Regions from separate parts of the Homo sapiens genome. Here region 2 is linked to region 1. The links are chromatin loops, found by intact Hi-C in ENCODE. Cell type or tissue: dorsolateral prefrontal cortex. All regions are shown on one strand. Each heading gives the region's core, and the rest is flanking DNA. Links, peaks and the distances in the headings are about the cores only.

Region 1 (8,319 bases), core at 84-8,083:
GCTGGGGACATGGTGGGGAGCAAGAAACACTCCCCATCTCCAGGAAGCCAATAGATGGGGGTGGTGGCAAGATGGAAACGACAGCCGCTTGTGACATTGCCACTGTCAAGGCAAGCATGTAGGGAGGGGCCCCTAACCCAGCCCAAGGCCTGGACATTCTCCCAAGAAACAGATGTGCAGGCAGAGACTCGAAGGAACTAAGGAGAAGTAAAGTGACTCTGGGCAGAAAACTATTCCAGTATTCCACGCAGGTATGAAGGCCTGGAGGCTCATGAGAGTGTGGCAAATTCAGAGGAAGGAAAGGGGGAAGGTGGGAGGCAGAAGTGGGAGGATGGCTTGAGGCCAAGAGTTTGAGAACAGCCTGGGCTACATAGCAAGACCCCCTGTATCTATGAATGAAGTTTTAAAAAAGTTAGCGAGGTGTGATGGTGGGCACCTGTAGTCTCAGCTACTTGGGAGGCTGAGGTGGGAGGATCACTTGAACCTAGGAGATAGAGGCTGCAGTAAGTTGTGTTTGTGCCACTGCACTCCAGCCTGGGAGACAGGGCAAGACCTTGGAGAGAGAGAGAGAGAAAGAAAAAGAGAGAGAGACAAAGAAAGAAACGGAAGGAAGGAAGGAAGGAAGAAAGGAAGGAAGGAAAGAAAGAAAAAGAAAGAAAGAAAGAAAGAAAGAAAGAAAGAAAGAAAGAAAGAAAGAAAGAAAGAAAGAAAGAAAAAGGAAGGGAGAAAAAAGAAAGAAAAAGAAAGAAAAGAAAGAAAGGGAAGGAAGGAACGAAAGAAGGAAAGAAAAAAGAAAGAGAAAGAAAGAAGAGAAAGAAAAGAGGGTAGAGAGAGAAACAGAGAGAAAAGAAAGAAAAAGGGGAAAGAGAAAGAAAGAAAGAAAAAGAAAGAGAGAGAGAGGAAGAGAGAGAGGGAGGGAGGGAAGGGAGTGACTCAGGAAGCCCCCCAGGCTCTGTGAGGTGGGGGCTGAAAGGGGGCGACATGGAACAGCCCATGGCCAGCACAGCCAACACTGCAGACATGACCTTCCCCGAGGAAGAGCCAGCTCCGGGCACTTCCCCTGCCCTGTAGGCTCTTCTCTGGGCTGGGGCTCTGGAGATTCTGCAGGGGTCTCCAGGCCCACCTAGCTAGGGTCCCCTGACCCTACCCCCATCACCTCCCTGGCCCCCTCCCAGCCACTCTCCCTTGCTCTGTAGGTGCTAAACAAAGCAGAAGGAAAAGCAAGACTAAATTTTAATGAGACATCTCTGGGATGCTTAAGCTGCATTTAAAAGCCCCTAAGCTTCCTGAGACAGAGGTGGGGGGACCTGCATTAGGAAGGGTAAATATTTACAACTCCACCTGAAAAGCTGAGCCCATTTTTCATGCAGGATTTTAATAATATAGATCTCTGCGAGAGAGAGACATAAATATAGGGAAATGAAATCACGGGAGGTGGCAGTGCCAGGGTCCTGAATTATGGATATGAACCTGTCCCAAACTTCTTATTTTTAATTAAAAAGCCCTTTTCAGCAATTCCATTAAGAGGCGGCTGTGGTTCGAGAGTCTCTTGCTTGGTCTCTTTAAATTATGAAATGTCCCATCGACCCCTTCAAGGTTCAGGGGCTGGAGGACAGAAGTTAGGGGGATGTTAGGATTCCAGAGGCCATGACTCAGGTCTTGACTCTGGGCCCTGAGCCCTTCACGGCCATTGCGCTGCAGCCAGACTGTGAACCTGCTGTGCACTGGAGACACCCATCTCTATCACCTCTCGCTGCCCATGACACCAGGGTGAGGTCAGGATGATACACCGAGTTTACAGAGTAGAAGCAGCTGAGGCTCAGAGAGGGAAAGGGATTGGCCCAAAGTCACACAGCCAGGAAGAGGTGGAGCTGGAACTTGGTGCTGGGACCACGTGATGCCAAGTCTCGTGCCTTTGCCACCTCTCCCCAGCACAGAGAGGGACTGGAGTCCTTGTCCTGTCCCCTGGAAGGGCCTTGGTGAGGGACAGACAAACCCCAGCGCCTGATCAGCACAGACCTGGGATCCAAGGAGAGGGGCCCTGTTGGCAGCACATCACACATTCACTCAACAAGTGTTCTCTGGGCCAGGCGCAGTGGCTCACACCTGTAATCCCAGCACTTTGGGAGGCTGAGGCGGGTGGATCACTTGAGGTCAGGAGTTCGAGACCAGCCTGGCTAACATGGTGAAACCCCGTCCCTACTAAAAATATAAAAATTAGCCAGAAGTGGTGGTGCATACCTGTGGTCCCAGCTATTTGGGAGGCTGAGACAGGAGAGTCGTTTGAACCTGGGAGGCGGAAGTTGCAGTGAGCCGAGATCGTGCCCCTGCACTCCAGCCTGGGTGACAGAGTGTTCAAAAAAAAAAAAAAAGAAAAAGAAAGGTTATCTGAGCACCTGCTCTGTGTGAGGATCCAGGCCAGGAGCTAGGGAATTGGAGTACCCTCCTCTCTGCCTGTCTGCCTCCTCCTGGAAGCCTTCCCTGATCACCGCAGCCATTATTCCATCTGTCATTCATCCTTCCAGTTGCTACCCAGGCCCTCACCTCATACCCATCCTTCCACTCATCTATTCTGTCCATCCATCCATCCATCCTGAAAAGGAACTAACTCATCTCAAGCCATTACTATCAAGCCATTACTGTGTGTCACTCAATGTGCCTCTCTCATTGAATTTTCATGGCACTTCTGCCAACTAAGGTCTATCGGTTCCATTTTACAGATGAAGAAACTGAGGCTCTGAGATGTGTAAATTGATTCTCCAAAGGCAACGGACTGGAGAGCTAGTTGCACACTTCTAGGCATGGTGACAGGCTGTTGTTGGTGAGGTGTTTGGGTCAGAGAAGAGAGATCTTCCAAACCATACCAGGCGGGTGGGCTGCCTGTTCCCGCTTTCCTGCCTCCACCATGTGGGGGCTTACCCAGCCCCTCCCACCTGGCTCCTAGGCGAGGCTGCCATGACCGTCTCCTGCCCCCAGAGTGGTGCAGGGAGAGGCAGGCCCCCAAACACAGGGGGCTATTGTGCCCCTCCCAGGAACACAGGCACCCCATTGTCTGGAGGAAGCTGCAGGTGGGTTCCAAGCTGCTCCGGAGCCCAGTGCCTGTCATCTGGCTTTGATTGTCACCATTGTGTGGCCACAGGGATCCTTTGTCCCCAACAGGCTCTCTCCTCCTGCCCAACCCTCCCCTCACCATAATCATTGTGCTTTGCACTCAGGATGGTAGAGGGATTAGGGAGGGGTGGGGGAGCACTGGCTGGGGAGTCCAGAAACCCCCAAACATCACATTCCCTCTCCAAGCCTCAGTTCCCCCGTCTGTAAAAGGGGAAGATAATTTCTGCCATGCCTCCTCCATATTGGAGACCACAGTGGGCAGCTTAGAGGTTATTCCGAGTATGGGTTTGGTCCTAGCTCTGTCATCTGTGGGGCCTCCACGCAAGCCATTTGCCTTCTCTGAACCTATTTCCGCATCTGCAAAGTGGAAATCAAAGAGGGCTTGGCTCGGAGGAGACAAGGCATGTACAGCACTTGACTCAGAGGCTGTTCTAAGAGAAGCAGCGGCCTCTGAGCACCAAGGAGTCTGTGCCAGTGCAGGGCATTCTGCTTTTTCTACTGCACTTCCCAACCATCAAAGCCCTTCCTTAGGCCATCTCAGGTCTTAGCCCAGAGAAGTTCAGCAAGCTATCTAAGGGTCACACAGCAAAGGAGTCATCAGCCAGGTTCACCGACTCCTGTCCTAGGCTGTTTTTCCTCCAGAACACGAGGCTTCAGCGGAGCTTTAGGCATCTGGTGGGCGGGGGCTGGATGGGGCTCTGCATCCAAGGGTGGTCTCGTGAGGGGTGCTCCTGGTGTACTTGGCAAGGGCAGGGACTTGACTGCACCCCAGTGTCCGAACAGTTTCGGCCCATTGTAGGGGCTCAATAGGTGGACAGGTGCTGTGCCCTGGGAGCCCCGGAGAGGCTCCCAGATTTGGAAATGGCTGGGTGGGGTCCAGTCCAGGATGAAAGGCCCTGCCACTGCTGCCCCTGAGGACAGAGAGGGCTTAGGGTGACAGATGCACCCGTGTGGGGAGGCAGGAGGGTGGACAAGACCACGGGTGTCAGATCCGTCCAGCAGTGGGCACCCTGGTCTGTGGTCACTGAGGGCTAAGGTCTCTGTGGTGATTTCTGCTGCCGCAAGTCCTCTTCTCAGGATCTGGGTGGATGAGGGGAGTGGCCTGGATGACTCAGAGACTCAAGGATGAGTCCAGCAGTCACCAGCAGCCAGTGTCCAGCAGGGTGTCTCAAGCCTTGGCACACAGTTACAGTCACAAGGGGAGAGTGCCACAGGGATCCAGCAAGGCCATCTGGCTGGTGTCACGGAGACACACACAGGCCACCCGGATGATGTCACAGAGACAGATAGTGTCACATTGACTGTCCAGGCTCCTAGGGGAAGTGTCACACACAGTCTGATTTACAGTGTCCTGGGACAGTGTCTCCATTCACTCACAGGGTCACCTGGACCGTGCCTTGCAGACACATCCACAGTGTTACAGAGATACACACGGAGTCCCAAACAGATAGAGAAGAGAGTGTCTGCAGGACAGCAGCAGCAGACAGTGGCACAGACACAGGTAAGCAATGCCCATCCACCCGCCAGGGTCAACTGGACAGTGTCCCACTGCCACAGATAAACTGCATCACAGACAACAGAGGCACCCAGCAGTGTCCGCAGACATGGACAGACACATTGTGTCTGGTACAGTGTCACCCCAGTAGACAGTGTCCCACGGCATCTGCTGGCATGATGCCCCTGACATAGTGTGACACCATGTGGGACCCTATCACATGTGCATGTGTGGCCAGGACCACACACACGCACACACACACACACATACACATGCACACATGCACAGACACACACATACCTGCACACGCACATACACACACATACACACGTGCGCACACACACTCCCTCCCACCACAGGTCCAGGGCAGAGGGCCGGGACCTCCCCTGGGGACGCAGACCTGAAGTTGGGCCCTGGCCCCTCCCTCCCCCATGTGTACCCTCCCTTCTCTGAGTCACAGCTCCTCCCTGAGAGAATGGCCACCTGCCAGGTAACGGGGCTTCAGTGAGACATGAAAGTCTGACATTTGCAGTGGGATTCTGGCGATGGAAGGCCCAGCCTCAGGGTGAGGCACAGCGGGTCTCTGCTTCTCCATAGCAGGCCTTGGACGGGCAGTGCCGGCGAGGTCACCATGGCATGGAAGCCCCTCAGGGACTTCAGAGGCTGGCCTTGGATAGGGAGCGGTGTGGAATGGAGGGGCCCAAGATCACCCCCTCGGCCTCCCCAACACCCCCCTGGCCATGAGCAAGGATAGCTTGGAGATGGCATCACCTTGGACCTGGACTACCTGCTTGCTACTTAGAGGACTCAGCTGAGCCCCCTCCCACAGGGGACGTGCCCACCGGGGGCCTGCCCCTCTCCTGACCGAATCCAGAAGCTGAGATCCTGGAATCCCCTTCTCCAACAGCCCTCAGCCCCCTTCTGTGGCCTGGAGGGGCCCTTCCCTAAGCCCATCCAAGGTCCATGCTCCCAGGACAAATCTGCCACCAGTAAGAGTAGGCCTCTTGGCCAAGGGGCAGCCGTTTCAGGGGGTGGGTGTGTCTGGAGCTGGGCCTGGTGGGCTGGCATCTACATATATGTAAGCAAGGTCTTTCCAGTCCTGGCTGCAGCCCATGTTGGGAAGACAGGGCTGGGTGGCCTGGGGCCAGGGCCTCCATGCATACCAACTCTAGACCCTGCAAGTGTCAGGGGTAGGTCTGGTGGGGAGCTGGGCCCCAGGACTGGACTGGGCAACCCTCATCAAGAAACCTGTTTGGGCTGGGTGCGGTGGCTCACACTTGTAATCAAAGCACTTTGGGAGGCCAAGGTAGGTGGATCACTTGAGGTCAGGAGTTTGAGACCATCCTGGCCAACATGGTGAAACCCCATCTCTACTAAATATACAAAATTAACTGGGCGTAAGTGGTGGGTACCTGTAATCCCAGCTACTCGGGAGGCTGAGGCAGAAGAATCACTTGAACCTGGGAGGCGGAGGTTGTGGTGAGCTGAGACGGTGCCACTGCACTCCAGCCTAGGCAACAGAATGAGACTTTGTCTCAGGAAAAAAAAAAAAAAAAAAAAGAAGCCTGTTTGTTGGCCAGGCATGGTGGCTCACACCTGGGAGGACTTTGGGAGGCTGATGTAAGCAGATTGTTTGAGTCCAGGAGTAGTTCCAGACCAGCCTGGGCAACATGGGGAAATCCAGTCTCTACAAAAAATATAAAAATTAGCTGGGCATGGTGGTGGGCGCCTGTAGTCCCAGCTACTCGGGAGGCTGAGGCAGGAGAATGGCTTGAACTCAGGAGGCGGAGGTTGCAGTGAGCCAAGATGGCACCACTGCACTCCAACCTGGGCAACAGAGTGAGACTTCATCTCAAAAAGAAAAAAAAAATTAGCTGGGGATGATGGTGTGCACCTGTGGTCCCAGCTACTTGGGAGGCTGAGGTGGGAGGACCACCTGAGCCTAGGAGGTTGAGGCTGCAGTGAGCCATGACTGCCTCAATGCACTCCAGCCTAGGTGATAGAGTAAGACCCTGTCAAAAAAAAAAAAAGGAAAAGAAAGAAAGAAAAAAAGAAGAAAAAAGGAAAAAGAAAAAAAAAGAAAAGAAGCCTGCTTCTCAGGAGCAAACTCCTTCACCTGACAAGAAAAATTCCAGGCCTCCCTCCTCTGTCCAGGCTTAAATGACTTCAGGCTCAAAGCACCCCAGCCCTGCCATAGGACCCCCTACCTGACCCAGGGATTCCAAACCAGAGTCTACTGGTCAACCCAAATATAGGTGCACAGGGAATATGAATCTAGAGTTCCTCTAGCAGCTGTGGGGCCATTGTTGGACAGGGCAGACAATCTAGCCCAGGCCAGGGCTCAAGCTTGTACAATCAGGACCACTAGGAATAATATGAGACTCAGAAACCCCATCAGGCCTGGGTTCAAATCCTGACTCTGCATGGCACCAGCTATGTGACCTTGGGAAAGCTATTGAGCCTCCCTGAGCCTTAACTTCCCTTCTTTTGGAAACTGGAGAGCAAATATGCCTCCTAGGATGTCGCTAGAATCAAATATAATCATGGCTTTGAATTCTCCCTGTACCTAAAGGCTATACAGAGGTCCTTAGCAAAGTGTTTGTTGAATGAATGATTTTAAAGGACAATCTGAAAAGAGGTGGGGGAGGGGGGCATCAAAGGAAGCTATAGATCTCAGCCCAACCCCCGGCTCCCAAATCCCTCCCACTATACAGCCTGGGTCTCGGTGAAGCAGCAGCTGCAGTCCCTTCCTGGGGCGGGGACCCCCTTCCTCTGCTCTGAGCCCCTCCCCGAGCTGCAGGAGGCACAGATACATGTTCGGAGGGGGCATTATCTGTGCTCAGTTGACTGTAAACGTTTAAGCGGAATTGACTGTGTACTCAGCCACTTGCAAACACAACTAATCTTCATTGGGGCGACGGGAAGTGAAATATGTTATTGTCGGTGGCAGTAAATTACCCGTGCCAGACCTGGCGTGTGAGGCATTACGGGCCATGGCCGGCGCACTCCTTCACCCGGCCGCCACCCGTCCGCAATTCATTACTGCAAACGACCCTGGTCATCTCCTTGCCAGGCCTGGGGACGTGAGGCTGGCCACCAGCCTCCCAGGGCCTGGACCCCGCCCACCTTGGGCAGCAGGTGGGGAAGAGGGCCAAGGGGCCAGAGCCTGGCACTGATGCCTGGGCAGGAGATGTGAGAAGACCTTTGCTCATCAGCTTCTAGGTCGGCGACCAGATGGGGAGACTGAGGCACAGCAGAGAAAGGGATTTGATCCAAGGCACAGCTCTGCCACTTTCTAAGCCCCAGTTTCAGCACCCATAAAATGGGAATTCATTTATTGTTTAACATTTTTGCAAATCTCTGTAATGACTGGCTTAATAGAACACAGCTGGATTCTCATATGTGCTTTTGCATTCAGCTTGTTGCAACATGTTTTGGTTTAAGTGTGGGAAGAATATCTGGCTTCACACAGATATTTGGCTCAAAAAGGAAAGAGTATTTTAATAGCCTTCTCAGATAATTATGGATATCCTTCTTGGATACTAAACCAGATCTTCACAAGTGGTAGTTTCTCAATGGTTTGTTACAATATGGTATCTGAAACCACATCAATGAGCTCTTCCTACTCTGTTAAAACCCGCTGGTCTGCTTTGCACTTTGAATGGGTCTTTTATTCATTTTGTAACATGATGCATTGGTCATTGGAAAAAATA
Region 2 (8,319 bases), core at 117-8,116, 100 kb before region 1:
CGTGGGCAAGGGAAGAGTGGACGCAGGCCACAGGGGTTAGGAGGGACCTCGAAGGCAGACTGAGGCCTTGGCACACCACCCACAGGCAAGAAGGAGCCACAGAGAAGGCGCGGTGGTCATGGCAGGGACTTTGGAAGTGGCCTGTCTGGGTTCAAGCCCCAGCTGGCTCCCCTACGTGCTAGCTGTGCAGCCTCAGGCAGGTCAGCTAGCTGCCCCATCTGTAGAAAGGGGCTCATAATATATCTGCCTCACAGATTGGTGCAGTGGCATTTTGGCACACAATGAATTGTATGTGTTTATTAAATCGAAAAGAAGAAAAACTGAAAGCTGGTGGAGGGAGTCAGTGCCCAGTCAGGTTTGGGGACAAGCTGGCTGCTGGGCCTGTTCCCGTATTTTGGTCCAGGTGGGTGCCAGGCCCAGGGAGCGGGGGTGGCGGCGCCGTCTCCCAGCCTTGCTGGGGCATGCGCCAGCATGTGCATGCGTGCGCGCGTCTGTGTGTGTTGCTGCAGCGGCTTCTATGCAAACATGTTAATTTGTTTTCATTTTGTGTTTTTTTTCCCTTGCAGGATAATTGGGTGAGTTTGAAGTCTTGGCGAGGCTGCTGATTATAGCTATTTGGGTGGTGCCCTCGTGGGGCTCAGGCCCTGCCTCCTGCCTCTGGCGGTGAAGGCGCTGGCTGGGGGTGTCTTGAGGGGCTCAGGGAGATGCCACTGGGTTCCGGGGGCTCTTGCTGGCCGGGGATGGGGAAGGCAAGCCGTCCTGAGACCCCCCAGCATGCCCCTCACCCAGACAATACAGGGTCATTAAAGGGTGCAAATCAGCCCACACCTTTTTTTCTTTGCCCTGTTTGCTGCATTTAAAAACTTATGATGTGTTTGCCAATGTCCAAAAGAAAAACTAGAATTCTACCTAAAATTCTTATTGTCTGCTTTCTCTTGGGGGAAAAACCCAAACCTGGCAGTGCTGGAACCCCTGGGCTGATGTGTCCTGAGGGTGGCTGCAATGGCTTTGCTCCTCATGTTACCTGCATGGTCCCCGGGTACCTGAGTTTTCCACCCTGGAGAAGGAGTGGGACTTTGGAGTTGGAATGGCCAAGGTGTCCTGGGCAGCCATGTGACCTGTCAGTACCTGGCTGTCTGAGCCTCTTTTTTTTTTTTACCTGTAACCCCACTGCCTTGCCCTGGGAAGACTGAAAGGAGATGGCAGAGTTTTCAGGAGCATAGTAGGGGTTCGGTTAGTCTTAGAGATGGAACGGGAGCTCCCTGCTCTGTGGGCGTCCCGCACTTGATTCCATCCTTGGATGTGTAGCCCTGTCACTGACCTGTTTGTGTCTGTCTCTCCTGCTAGGTGGGAACCAGGTCTCTGAGGGCTGGACTGGATCTTTGGTTCCAACTTCACTGAACGCCTACCATGTGCCACACTGTGCACGAAGAGATGGGAGATTGGTGAAAAGGGCTTGGGTGGGGCTCTGGAGGTGAGCAGGTACCAGACTCTTAGCCCTGCAGATGGTGAGGGTACACCTGGCAGATGCCCCAGTCTGAGCAAAGGCACAGAGGAAGGTACGGCCTGGCAGGTGCAAGCCCATCCCAGGTGGCTGGAATATGCTGCAGGAGGCCAAGTGGCCTTTGAGGGCATCCTGCATGGCTCTGCTCTCCCACGGGGCTGGGTTCATAGAAAAGGGACTCCGTGTCTATAGTGGCCTTCTACAGACGAGGCAAAGTGGGGATTAGGAAGAGACTAAGGGCTGGGCCTCACCAGAAGCCACAATCCCCGTGTTATCTCTTTGGGACCCTGGGACCCTGGGACCCCTGACGAGTCACCTTAGCTCTCTGATCCTCACACTGCTTACATGTAAAGTGGGCTGTGGCAGGGACCCAGTGGGACAGTCCCTGGTGCATGATTATGCTCCTGGGAGAGACTTCAACACCCACGACCCACCCACTGCTGTAGCTCATATTCTTCCCCTCCCAGGAGGCAGCAGGAATGCTGGGAAACCCCAGCCTATGCTTGTGTGGCCCGAGTGTGCTTAGGTACCAAGCTCAGCACTTTACTCAGGTCCTGGCACTACATCTTCCCCCAGTGCCCCTGGGGCGGGTTCTCTTTCATTTCCATTTCTCAGTTAAGGAGATCGAGGCTCAGAGCGGGTTGAACAGGTATGGTGGCCCTCAACAGGGCCCTGGGCTTGTTTATGAATGCCCTGCAGCCACTAGCCCAGAGTCCCGCCACGATTGAGGGACAGAATGTCCCTCAGGGAACAGAGACACCTGAAGACTTCCTGCTGGTTTTCACCCAGGACTTTGGTGGTGGGGTACACCTGGAGGCCCAGTCCCCAGCACCTATCTCTGCTCTTCCCCTAGCCTACCCTGGGGAGTGAGCACCTTAAGCTGCAAACCTGGACCCCAGGGCATGACACAAAGGGCAACTCTACAGACAGAGAAAGCTTTAGAGTCGGCCACATCCCCACCCCATGACCACGTGCCAGCGTGGCAAGTTGCCTGTCCTCCGTGAACCTCAGTGTCTGCATCTGAAACATGAGACTACCGCCCCTTGCCTGAAGGGTGGCTGGAGTGTTGGGCTCAGGGCTGGCACACAGCAGGCCCACAGCAAACCAGGTTAATGGCTGCCTTGGCTCCTCTAGCAGCCAAGGACCCCCAGGAAACAAGAGCAAGACACAAAATAGTCAGAGAAGGAGGCAGAGCTGATGATGACAGGCTCCCTGGCCAGTCCCCTGGAGGTGTCGGCCAAACCTCTGTGGAGGGCTCAGGCCTCCACAGTCACACGGGATGGCAGCTGGCAGCACCCCCTCCCCCTCCGAGAGGCACACAAAAGGGCCTCTATTCCCGCTCTGAGCATTTGTCCCTGGCCGGCCAGGCTGCACCGCCCTCTCCCCACTCTGCTGGCCGCCCGGCCCGGCTCAAGCTCACACAAAGGCCAGTGTGTCCCAGCCTGGCCTCAGAAGACCCCGACCACAGAGAGCTGGAGAGCTCAAAAGGGCCCTGGGGAGGGGGTGTAAGGTGTGGCAGGGCCGCGTCCAGTCTCTACAGGGAGGGGGCTAGGAGGGCACAAGAGACTTGGGAACGAGGAACCTGGGCAGGAGCCGGCTTCAGCATCCCCACCTCCCAGCCCGGCCACCTTGGGTCAGCTTGGACCTCTGCTTCCTCATCTGTACAATGGGGACCATGACGATAGCACACCCAACTTTTTGGACTGTCAGAGGTCTGGTGAGACAACATGGGGCCTAGTGCACAACCACACCCAGCACCTCAGAGCCAGGTGCAAGGCAAGGGCGGATGGGGGTTGGCGGGAGTCCCCTGGGGCCTGGCCAGGCATGTTCTCAGCATCTCCCTCCTAAGTCCCACCCTGGAAGCCAGGCGGACCCAGGCCCCTAGGGAAGCGGGAACAGCACCTGCTTCTAGACCACTCCATTCTCACCCTCCACCCGGCAAGGTCCACATCCCGTTGGTGCTGACCATCAAGCCAGGCCTGAGCCCCCCTGCTGCTCCTGACCATCTCCAGGCAGTGGGCAGACAGCAGCCACTGTTTACCAAACACCTACTGCGTGCTGGGACCTGTAGACATCACATCTTCTTTCAGCCCCATGGCTGCCCGGGGTGGGTGCGGGAGGATGGTACAATGGTTACAGGCTCTGCAGCCAGTGATCTGGGGCCAAATCCTGGCTCCACCACTTCCTGCTGTGGGACTGTGGCCCTCACACTCTGCTAAGAGGGGCAGCTCACCCTCACAGGGTCTGTGCAGCAACCAAATGGGAAAACAAAACCAAACCATGATGTCCCCAGGCCCCAGCAGGCTTGAAATCCTGACCGCTGGGCTGTTACCCTCAACTCACAGATGAGGAAAACTGAGGCCCCATGCTTGGCATGCAGGAGGTGGACCATAAACCTGATGAGCTATTCTAGGAGAGGGAACAGGGATTTGAAACCAAGTCTGGTGGACTCTGAATCCCTTTTCTACTTGAAGGTTTTGCCAACTTTTTTTTTTTTTTTTTTTTTTAGCAATTTTTTCTTGTTTCCCAGCTTAGCTTGTGGGTCACACAGCCTACAGAGAACGGGGCAGGAGGCCCAGGCCAGCAGCCTGACCCATCTCCCTGGCTGACCCCCAGCAACCCTCGCCCTGCTACACAAAGTCCCCCTTTCTCTCTCCCACCAGCTCAGGGCGGCCAAATGAACAGCAGAATACCAAGTAATTAAGCCGGCGCGCACCATCCGGGCGCCCGGGAACACTGTGGAGTTTCCCTTTTATGTTTATAGCAATTGTATGAAAATGTGCAACATGGAGCAGCACCAGCTGACAAATGAGACGAAACAGACAGGATTCCGGGCCGGCTTTTTTCCGGGCCTGATTGGCATTAATTGTGAGCGTTTACAAAGCACAACTTGGCGCCTGACATTTGCTTCAAGCAAACGTTTCCTTCTAATAGTTTTAATGATTACAATGGGAGCTGGTAATCACTACAGGCCGGGAATGGGCTGCCTGGTGCCTGGCCTGGTCTCACCTGGGTCCCAGGAAATGGGGATGTTTCCTGCGTCCCACTTTCCCCTGCTACCTGCTGCAAGAGGGCTGTGCAAGGTGCCTAGCCTTGGACACTGGAACCCCCGCTCGGGGCCCGGCTGCTGGCACACACAGTTGGTAAGGCGCATAGGGAACCCACAGGGTGCAGACCTAGGGGAGGGAGGGGGAGGGAGAGGGAGAAGAGAGAAGAGCAAGCAGGACTTGGCTGGCCTGGCTCTGAGGCTGGAGTACCTCGGTGACCTCGGGTGAGTACCTTTGCCTCTCTGAGCCTCAGTTTACTCATCTGTGAGAAGGACCATAGCACTCACTGCGCAAGGTCTGGTGAGGATTCAGGGAGGGCCTAGCACAGCACACAGTATATCTGTAAAATGGGGGTAGGAAGTGCCCCACAAATGCTGGCTGCTATTTTCTTGCTGTGTAACCTTGGCCAAGCTCCTTCCCAGCTCTGGGCTGGACTCTCCTCACCTGAGGGGCAGGGACTTGGCCAGCTGGAGTTGCTCAGCCCAGGGTTCCAGTCCCAGCTCTGGCCTCTTTTCAGCTATATGGCCTTGGGAGAGTCCCTCAATCTCTCTGAGCCTCAGTTTCCCCCACCTGTAGAATGGAGTTCATCATTCCCATAGATTGCACGGTGGTTTCCGGATGCCAACAAGAAAGGGACTAAAAATCCTGAATTCCTGGCAAGCCAAGTGCCTGTGTCCCATTTCCTCTCCGGAAAGCCCTCCAAATACCTCCCTCATGCATTCCTTCACTCACTCGTTCATTCATTCATTCAACATTGGGTGTTCCAATTAGAAACTTGGGAAGACATTAGTGTACAAAGCAAAGGACCCTCACCCCCACCTCACAAGGGAAGAGAGATGACAAGCAGAGAAGCACTTTACGTCCAGCACTCCCATTTTACAGAGGAAGAAACTGAGGCACAGAGAGGGAGGACCGACAGTTTGAAGTGACCCAGCTAGGATGGGGTGGCATGAGAATCGAACCCTGGCAGGTTGCTTCAGGTGAGTCCTCTCAGAAGCTCACGCAGGCCCCGGGGGAAGCCTCATCTGAGGGCCCGAGGAGGGTGGGCTGCTGGCGCCCAATGTCCTTTACATCTTGGGTGGCATTCATCGGCAGAGCCAGGCTGGGCACCAGGGCAAGAGGCACCACTGGGAAGAAGGGAGTCTGTGAGGCCTGGTCAGCCCCAGCCTCCTGGAGTTGCATTTCTTGGGTAGGAAGGGGACAGAAGGCGCCTCGTCCTTGGGGCCCCGTGACACGGCTCTTTCACATGTTTCCATGAACACTGTGCAATGCCCACTCCACACCAAGCCCTGTCTCACAGGCCATGCATAGTGTCAGCCAGGTAGCTGGAAAAGGCCAGGACCTGGTACTTGAACCATGGCATGGCACGTGCCAAGGCCCAGAGCTGTGAGAGATCTCAGTGGGTTCAGGAGCTGCCAGCAGTTTGCTGAGGCTGTCACAGCCTCTCTGCAGTCAGATCTCAACTTCTGGGTGGGTCCCCTGGAATTCTCTCATCTCTGCCCTATCTGGCCTTGCCAGGACCACCCTGCAGGAAGCCCCCGGGGATGGGTCCCAGCTCTGTGCTTGCTTCCAGCTAGAAAAACCTTGGCAATTGTTTCTTTTGTAGTTTGTGGGGTGGGGAGAAAAAAAAAGGGGATTTTTTTTTCTCTTTTGCATATGGTGGCACAGATGGGCCCATGATCCGTAAAAACTGTTTGCAATTAAACTCCCACTTTGCATGGCTGGATTTGTCAGTTGTCTGAACCGGGAGTGGGGAGCTCCACACTGACAGGAAGATGGGACGTGGGACAGGGCGGGACAAGATTCAGGAGGAGGGGCGGAGGCCCAGGAACCTGCTCTGGGCTTGGGGCCCAGGCCGATGCGATGCGGCATCACAGCAGCCCTGCCAGCTCCCTCTCCGGGCATCCCCCAGCCTTCGCCAGGAGTGGGAGCACAGCCAGGCAGCTGGGGTGGGGCTTGGCAGGGCTTCCCTGCCCAGTAGGGACTTGGCCAGTGCTGGGTGCCCTGACTGCGGGTCTAATGATGGAGAGAAAGGAGCTAATCACCAGTCTGGCCCTGCCAGGGACTGGGCCCGGGACCCAGGACAGGAGAAGGGTGGCTGGGTGGGGCGAACCATAATGGGGGTTGGGTGGGCAAAGTGCAATGGCAGGTTCAAGACTGAGGTGCCAGAACCTCCGGCCTAGTTGGCAGAAAGAATCTACAGTGGTGCCAAGAAGGGCTGCCAAGGGCCAAAACTGGCTCCTTCCTCATCCCCAGGGAAACTGGCCTGGCCTCCTTATGTCCCTTTGAACGCAGGTAGGGAAATCAAGGCAAATACTAAGAATATCTCAAGGGCCTGCGCTTCTGCTGCCCACATTTGGGAACCTTTTCAGAGGGCTTCCAGAATAGAGGCTAGTGGCCTGCACCCCTCCCATCCACCCCGGGCTCAAAATGCCAGCTTGCCACCCCTGCTGCTACCCTGGGATGCTTGCATGTTTGGGTTAACAAATGCATCATTTGGCTTTGGGAAATCCTGAGATCGCTAATAATTGTTCCCTGATGAAAAGAAATAAGGCCCTGATACCCCCTCCCCCCCCCACCCGCTCCCTCCAAGCTGGGAAAGAAAAGTCATAAAAATAGCTTGTTATCTCACCTATTGAGGCTCCGACTGGATGTTACTGCTAATTGGGTATAACATCCTTGTCTTGTTCTCTCAGAAGCTAAATCAAGAAAGCGCCACTGCTGTGAACTAATTATATCTCCGGCCTGCAGCCTGCAGCTTGTCTCTCCCTTTATTGAGTTAAAAAATGGTCACGAACCTTCATCTTTCATCCCCCCAAGCGCTGGGCCCACACTGCCCGCCAGGTGTGGCTCGAAAGGTGCAGACAGCCCAGCAGGAAGGTCTAGGAGGGGTCCTGGGGACAGGCAGCAGGGTAGGGGAGTGGTGAAGGGGAAGCCCTGTCCCAGGTACCTGCCTGGCCCCTTCTCCTGCCCGTCACTGCCAGGCCTGGTGTTCAACTTTGCCTGGAGAGGAGGACTCTGGTCTCTCCCCTCCTTGCAGCTGGGCCCCTGGGGAGGTCAGGAGCATTTTAGTCCGGGGAGTCTTCATTCATTTATTCATTCAATCAATACTTCTTGGATGTCTACCTACTGTGCACTAGGCACTGTTCTAGGCCAAAGCTTCTAGTAGACTGAAGGTAGCCCCCCAAGCAACCTCACCCAGGATTCACAGAGCTGTTGAATAAGTACTCTTAGACGGGACCTCACTGTTACTCTGCTGAAAGAGCTGCCAGAGCTCCCTACTATGGGAAAGCAAAGTCCAAACATCCAGGCCAGCCCTGGCTCCTTCCACAGTCCTCTCTCTCCACATTCTAGCCACATCTGGTTACACACTGCTCCCTTAGTAAACACTCTCACCTGCCTGCCTCTGAGCTGCCTCTCATGCTGTTCCCTCCACCCGGACGTTCACCCTTCCTGGCTCTGCCCGTCAGAAGCCCACCAGCCTTTAAAGCCTCCAAAAAAATGACATCTTTTCTGGGAGGGCTCCCCTGTCTGCCTGCCACCTACAGCCCTGTCCCAGGCTGTGAACTTTCAGACTTGGGTCTGAATGCCAGCTCGGCCACCCAACAAGTGCGTGACCCTACTCTGCTTAGCTGAGCCAAGCCTCAGTTCCCTCATCTCTAAAATGGGTTAAGAATTCTCCCTGGAGGTGCAGGGAGGCTTGCTGCAGGTGTTCTGCAGAATGATGAACGAGAGAGTGCCCAGGAAGGACCTAGCTCTCAGGAAGAA

Evidence for each region. A loop is a pair of places that touch in the nucleus more often than their neighbours do. Peaks named below come from ENCODE experiments on the same cell type or tissue, not always from the same donor. Only the 100,000 strongest peaks of a DNase experiment are listed, where the experiment ranks them.
Region 2: a loop joins it to region 1, with 11 times the contacts of the local background. A loop is called at or near these places in 7 of 110 quality-filtered maps.

The regions. Positions count from the first base shown.
Region 1 is chr12:109,621,322-109,629,640 of GRCh38, reverse strand. No RefSeq gene overlaps it. Among named protein-coding and RNA genes, the nearest start is that of MVK, 52 kb to the right of the region's middle. In dorsolateral prefrontal cortex, for the core only: CTCF peaks have their summits at 4,098 (motif pointing right) and 4,308; DNase peaks (open chromatin) are centred at 3,070, 4,290, 4,783, 5,116 and 2 weaker places; H3K4me3 peaks cover 334 bases; H3K27ac peaks cover 8,000 bases.
Region 2 is chr12:109,721,812-109,730,130 of GRCh38, reverse strand. All of the region lies in intron 1 of FAM222A (family with sequence similarity 222 member A), which reads right to left. Among named protein-coding and RNA genes, the nearest start is that of FAM222A, 12 kb to the right of the region's middle. RefSeq lists an enhancer at 3,064-3,774. In dorsolateral prefrontal cortex, for the core only: CTCF peaks have their summits at 2,684 and 2,890; DNase peaks (open chromatin) are centred at 2,512, 2,840, 4,190 and 6,490; H3K4me3 peaks cover 6,617 bases; H3K27ac peaks cover 8,000 bases.